Linked DNA regions of Homo sapiens: region 1 is linked to region 2. A link is a loop called in an ENCODE intact Hi-C map of the cell type or tissue named here. Cell type or tissue: mammary epithelial cell. All regions are shown on one strand. Links, peaks and the distances in the headings refer to the core of each region. The heading gives the core; the rest is flanking DNA. Region 1 overlaps OR3A2 (olfactory receptor family 3 subfamily A member 2). Region 2 overlaps RAP1GAP2 (RAP1 GTPase activating protein 2).

Region 1 (2,916 bases), core at 94-2,593, 510 kb before region 2:
GACTGGATTAAGAAAATGTGGCACATTTACACCATGGAATACTATGCAGCCATAAAAAATGATGAGTTCATGTCCTTTGTAAGGACATGGATGAAGCTGGAAACCGTCATTCTCAGTAAACTATCGCAAGGACAGAAAACCAAGCACTACATGTTCTCACTCATATGTGAGAAATGAACAATGAGAACACTTGGACACAGGGCGGGGAACATCACACACCGGGGCCTCTCGTGGGGTTGGGGGATGGGGGAGGGATGACATTAGGAGATATACCTAATGTAAATGATGAGTTAATGGGTGCAGCAAACCAACATGGCACATGTATACATATATAACAAACCTGCACGTTGTGCACATGTACCCTAGAACTTAAAGTACAATAATAATTTTAAAAAGTGCACATGAAGAAGTTCTGGAGAACGATAGTAGTGAGGTTGCACAAAAAAGTGAATATACTTAATCCTACTGAACTGTACCCTTAAAATGGTTAAATGATACATTTTATGTTATGCATATTTTACTAAAATAAAAAATGAAGGTTAAATAAAAAGAATTTCATATAAGGAAGTGTGGGCCTTGCTTCCTGGGACCTGAATGTCCATTTTGGGTTTGGAAGCAGAAAGAGGTATGAAATTAGACACAGATATCGGAACCCATGTGCATAGCTCACCTAGGGTGAATCTTTTGTTTTCTGTGTAATTATCTTCCATAAGATGGAGAACACAGTCAAAGGGGTGGAAGAACTGGTCTTTCTGAAGAGGAGCTAAATTGGGGTTAGGTAGGAGTGAGGAGGGATGCAGCGTTTGTTTACTCAGAAAACATTAATTGATGGTGATCATGTGTGCTGGGTTCTGAGGAAGTTTTTTTAAAAAATGATACCCAATTTCTTGATTTTGTGGAGAAGTCTGTCTAGTCTAGAGGGGAAAGAGTTAAGAGGACATCTCAGGTATGAGCGCAGCTAAAGTATGGTGTCTGGCAACCCAGACAGTGTAAGATTTGGATACATCTTCAAATTGATATTCTTTATACATTTATTCAAATATTTATTGTAGAGCATGAAGTAGATTTTCAATTAATAATTGCACATCTCTCTTGGTTGGCTACCATTAATGGATTTAGTAGTTACACTGAACATAACATCTAAGTTTATTTGAAATTCTTTTATTTAATGTTTTTTCCACTATTTGTATCTATCATTAGTTACACTTCTTACACATAAAGTTTATATAAATATAGTTCTAAAATTTTGTCAAAATATGTATGAAAATTATTGTTTTCCTGGCATTCACATCAGCAAAACACTTTCCATTTATCCTGTCTTCAGTTTTCTTTTGTGATTTTTTAAACCAGATAACTTTTCAAGGTACAGATTAAAATGTTTAAAATTTAGACAATAGGGAAAAAATGAATTATCATCACTGAAAAGCACTGTACTGTGAGTTGTTCAGTTTTAGAATTTTAGCCTACATCACCTGTTGTATTTGGATGACTAGTGAATGCTTGGCTGATGGCAGGGCTGATGACCTGTCATTATTTCCACAGACATGCCACAAAATGTTGAATGAAGATAGGCAGCGTTGGCAAGGAGAGTTTCTGAAACTTCCACTGGAGGGCTCTGCGTGTTCCGGCAGGAATGGTTTGTAAGTTTGCATTTGCCAGTTATGAAAGGAGTTGCGTGAGTAAATCAGAGTGGAAATGTTGCAGTGACATTTTAGCACTTGTTATGTGTTGGCACCTTGTCAGTTGTTTGGCTGATCTGACCCTGAATCCAAATTAGGAGGTGGTAGGAGGTATGCATGGGCACTAAGTAAGAAAAATTGGATTGAGAGAAGCCAGGTGGTGTATTCTTAAACAAACTGGGAAAAAGAATGAAGACAAAGCTGGAATGTGTTCTCTGTCAGACTTTTTCTTCCTGGGGCTTTCTTCATCTATAAAATGAAAATTCTAACATTTGCCTCATGGGACTTTTGTTCGAAGAGTTAAATGAGATAATGTATGTAAAGTGTAGTCTCTGGCTGGTGTCTAAATGACTGGAAATGTGTGGGGGTGATTGTTATTGTGTAACAATTTGAGCCATAGTGATTTAGGAATAGAAAATTGATGGAATGGAAGATGCAGATCAGAAACACATTTTTAAACTTAAAATAATTTAATATATGCATAAATTAAATACCACAAATCAGTAGGGGTGGGGCAGGGAGTGAAATACTCAATACATAGTGTTGAGGTAATTGATTATTCATTGGAAAAATCCCTCTTGGATACATATATTTATAAAATGTATCAAAAGAAAGGCTAGATTAATATTCCAGGCATACAAGAAAAGGAAGAAGGCACAAAGAAATATCAACAGATTTGACTGCATAAACATTTTTTAAAATTTATGGAAAAGTTAACCAAGTTAAAAGGCAAAAAACAGACTTGGAGAAATATTTGCAGAAAATATGAAAAGGTTAATATTTTTACCATGTAAAGATCTAAGAAATGCATATGAAAACACTGAGATACTGGTGAATACATAAGCCAAGAACATAAAGGCAATTTACAAACAGACAAATGAAAACATATTTAACAGATAAGAGATAATGGCTTCACTCATAAGCAGAAAAGGCAAAGTAAAGTTATACTTTTGCCTCTCAAATTAGCAATGAATAAAACTAGTTAGTACTTGTGATGTTACAGTGAAATGGACACAGTGATTTCTAATGGAGACAAACTGTCACCTTCCTGTTGAAGAGTTTAGCAATATGTATAAGAACCCTAAAATATTCATCTCATATTAAAATATTCACTTCACAATAGTTAAAAAACTTACTACATATTTAGAATTAGACTTATTAAAAAGGCAGAAACTCTAATTTTTAAAAGCCTATGACACTCTTCTCTAGAAATAACACTTGAATAAATGGATAGATG
Region 2 (2,916 bases), core at 300-2,799:
CATTCAACAATAATGTATTGTACACTTAAAAGTCTGTTAAGAGGGTAGAGTTCATGTTATGTGTTCTCACCACAACAAAATAAAATACTGTAAACTTTAACTTTAGAGGAAAAAGTAAAGTAAAATAAAGAGACTGCCAGGTACGGTGGCTCACAACTGTAATCCCAGCCTCTCGAGAGACTGAGGCAGAAGGATCTCTTGAAGCCAGGAATTCAAGACTAGCCTGGGCAACATAGCAAAATCTCATCTCAAAAAAAAAAAAAAAAAATTTAAGAGAGAGAGACCAGGCTCTTAACCACCATGGTACTCACAGACCAAAGCCAAGGACCCCTCAACCTGCAGCCCTAACTCTGACATCCGACAGCCAGGAGGCCACCACCAGGCTCTGGCCAGCTTAGTCTCCCCTGAGAAATAATTCACAGAGCACGGAGTATAGGGCAGAAGCGTACTTCTGTTGACAAAAATGACTCTTTCATAACAAGCCCTTCGGTGAGCTCTTGTGCAGCTGTTCTGTGCCATCTGCTTTGCCATCCAGTTCTCCCTTCTCACATGAAGACAGGGCTGCCTGCTAGAGGGGCTGGAGGTGAGCAGGGCATGGCACTGGGAGGTGGGTCCATGGGCTCCAGGAGAGAAGGGTCGCTGGGACCATTTTCTACCGACGGGGTCACGACCCCAGCCCCAGCCCTTTATGGAGATCTGAAGCCACGGGAAGGAAGGGTAGGCAATGGGATGAGAAACAGCACCTTCCTGATCCTAAGTCACCACCCGCTCCATCTGAGCTACATCAGGAAAGCAAGTAATTGGCCGGGCATGGTAGCTCAGGCCTGTAATCCCAGTACTTTTTAAGGCTGAGGCGGGTGGATCACCTGAGGTCAGGAGTTTGAGACTAGCCTGGCCAACATGGCGAAACCCCGTCTCTACTAAAAATACAAAAAATTAGCCGGGCGTGGTGGCGGGTGCCTGTAATCCCAGCTACTCAGAAGGCTGAGGCAGGAGAATCGCTTGAACCTGGGAGGCAGAGGTTGCAGTGAGCCCAGATCGTGCCACTGCACTCCAGCCTGGGCGACAGAGCGAGGTTTCCCAAAAAAAAAAAAAAAAAAAGCAAGTAATTAATCTTTGAGACAGGAACCTGCCCCCCCAGGGAGCAATGAGAGAGGGAGGAGAAGAGACCAAGGGAGCAAAAAGAAAAGCAAAAGGAGAGAGCAAAGACACAGATACCCAGAAACCGGGAGGGAAGTCACCTCTGGAGAGGGAGCAAGCAAAGAAACACTGAAAGCAAGACCCGTTGGGGAAGGAGAACAGCCAGGAAACCATTACAACTGCTCTTCTGCCCCCGGCCAGGGCTTATCTCCCCAGAGGGTGGAGGTAGAGCCTGTGATGAGCCCACAGCCAGAATCACAAACCTGAGGTCAAAGAACCCGCGGCCCCACCTGCTCTCCCAGCCATGCCCGGGCAGTCCTGGGCCAACAGTGCCACCTGCTGGCGGACGGGGAAACTGTGTTCCCATCCACCCGCTCTTCCCGCCGGCTCTTCAGGGGCCTCCTTCCTCATCTTCACACCTGCCAAGCCTGTTCCCACCACCTGGAATGCTCTTCCCCAGACAGCTTCACACTGGCTCCTTTTCTTCCTTCGGGTCTCCTTCAAATGCCACTTCTTTTTTTTTTTCAACTTTCACTGAATTTAGGGTAAGTCACTGGGCATTGCTAGGAAATCGCAGTATTATTTTTGTTTGTTTGTTGTTGTTTTTGAGATGGAGTCTCACTGTCGCCCAGGTTGGAGTGCAATGGCGCGATCTCGGCTCACTGCAACCTCCGCCTCCCAGGTTCAAGCGATTCTCCTGACTCAGCCTCCCGAGTAGCTGGGATTACAGGCGTGCACCACCACACCCTGCTAATTTTTGTATTTTTAGTAGAGATAGGGTTTCCCCATGTTAGCCAGGCTGGTCTCGAACTCCTGACCTCAAGTGATCCGCCAGCCTTGGCCTCCCAAAGTGTTGGGATGACAGGCGTGAGCCACCGCACCCGGCCCAGGATAAGTTAAATTCTAAGACCCAAACTAGTTTTGGTCAAGTGCTCGGCTCATCTCATGCTTGCAGGCCCAGGGACGGCCTCTTGTGGCTCCCCCACAGGGAAGGGCTGGCCGGAGCAGTAGCTGGCCTCCAGCCTGAGAGCCTCTGCCACGCTCCCCCTGGGCCCCCACCGTCACTGGCGTGCCTGCTGCAACCGATCGTGTATGAACCCTCCCCCTTGTTTTTCAAGGGGATTTTTTTTTTTTCTAATAGGAAGCTGATAAAAAGCAACCAAAGAGATGCTGACCAGATGGGATGAATGAGATCCCAGTTCCCAGTCAGAGCTCAAACTGGCTGGTGCCGGGTGGGCTGGGAGAAGAGCTTGGGGATTACAGGCAGGTACCACCACGCCCGGCTAATTTTTGTATTTTTAGTAGAGAGGGGGTTTCACCATGTTATCCAGGCTGGTCTTGAACCCCTGACCTCAGGTGATCCACCCGCCTTGGCCTCCCAAAGTGCTGGGATTACAGGCATGAGCCACCGCGCCAGGCCTCAAATGTCCCTTCTATGGAGAGGCTCTTCCTGACCACCCACCCAGGGTAGCCCCTTCCCCCAGCCCCGAGCCCCACCCTCATCGCCTCACTGTTCTATTTCCTTCGCAGGACTGGGCACTGTCTGAAACCATCTGCGTTCTTCATTCTGTTCTCATCTGCCTCCCTGACTAGAAAGTGCCACAAAACCCAACAGGGTCTGAATTGTCCACTTTTGTAGGACTCACACTCAGAACACGCTTTGGGAATGAGAGCTGTTGGATGTGCGAGTGGGTATCCACTCAGCTGAGCTCTCCTGAGCTAAAGAGCCCAACCACACACACCCCTGGGACGATCCACAAGCTCCTCAAACGCACC

What was found. Peaks named below come from ENCODE experiments on the same cell type or tissue, not always from the same donor. Only the 100,000 strongest peaks of a DNase experiment are listed, where the experiment ranks them.
Region 1: it touches region 2 in a loop (10-fold over the local background); 2 of 110 quality-filtered maps call a loop at or near these places.

Annotation. Positions count from the first base shown.
Region 1 is chr17:3,334,753-3,337,668 of GRCh38, reverse strand. It overlaps OR3A2 (olfactory receptor family 3 subfamily A member 2), which reads left to right. Exons shown (of 5, transcript NM_002551.5): 2 at 1,543-1,640. Among named protein-coding and RNA genes, the nearest start is that of OR3A1, 38 kb to the right of the region's middle. In mammary epithelial cell, for the core only: a CTCF peak has its summit at 1,615 (motif pointing right); no DNase peak of the experiment used is centred there.
Region 2 is chr17:2,827,170-2,830,085 of GRCh38, reverse strand. The region is part of intron 2 of RAP1GAP2 (RAP1 GTPase activating protein 2); the gene reads right to left. Among named protein-coding and RNA genes, the nearest start is that of RAP1GAP2, 32 kb to the right of the region's middle. In mammary epithelial cell, for the core only: a CTCF peak has its summit at 1,479 (motif pointing left); no DNase peak of the experiment used is centred there.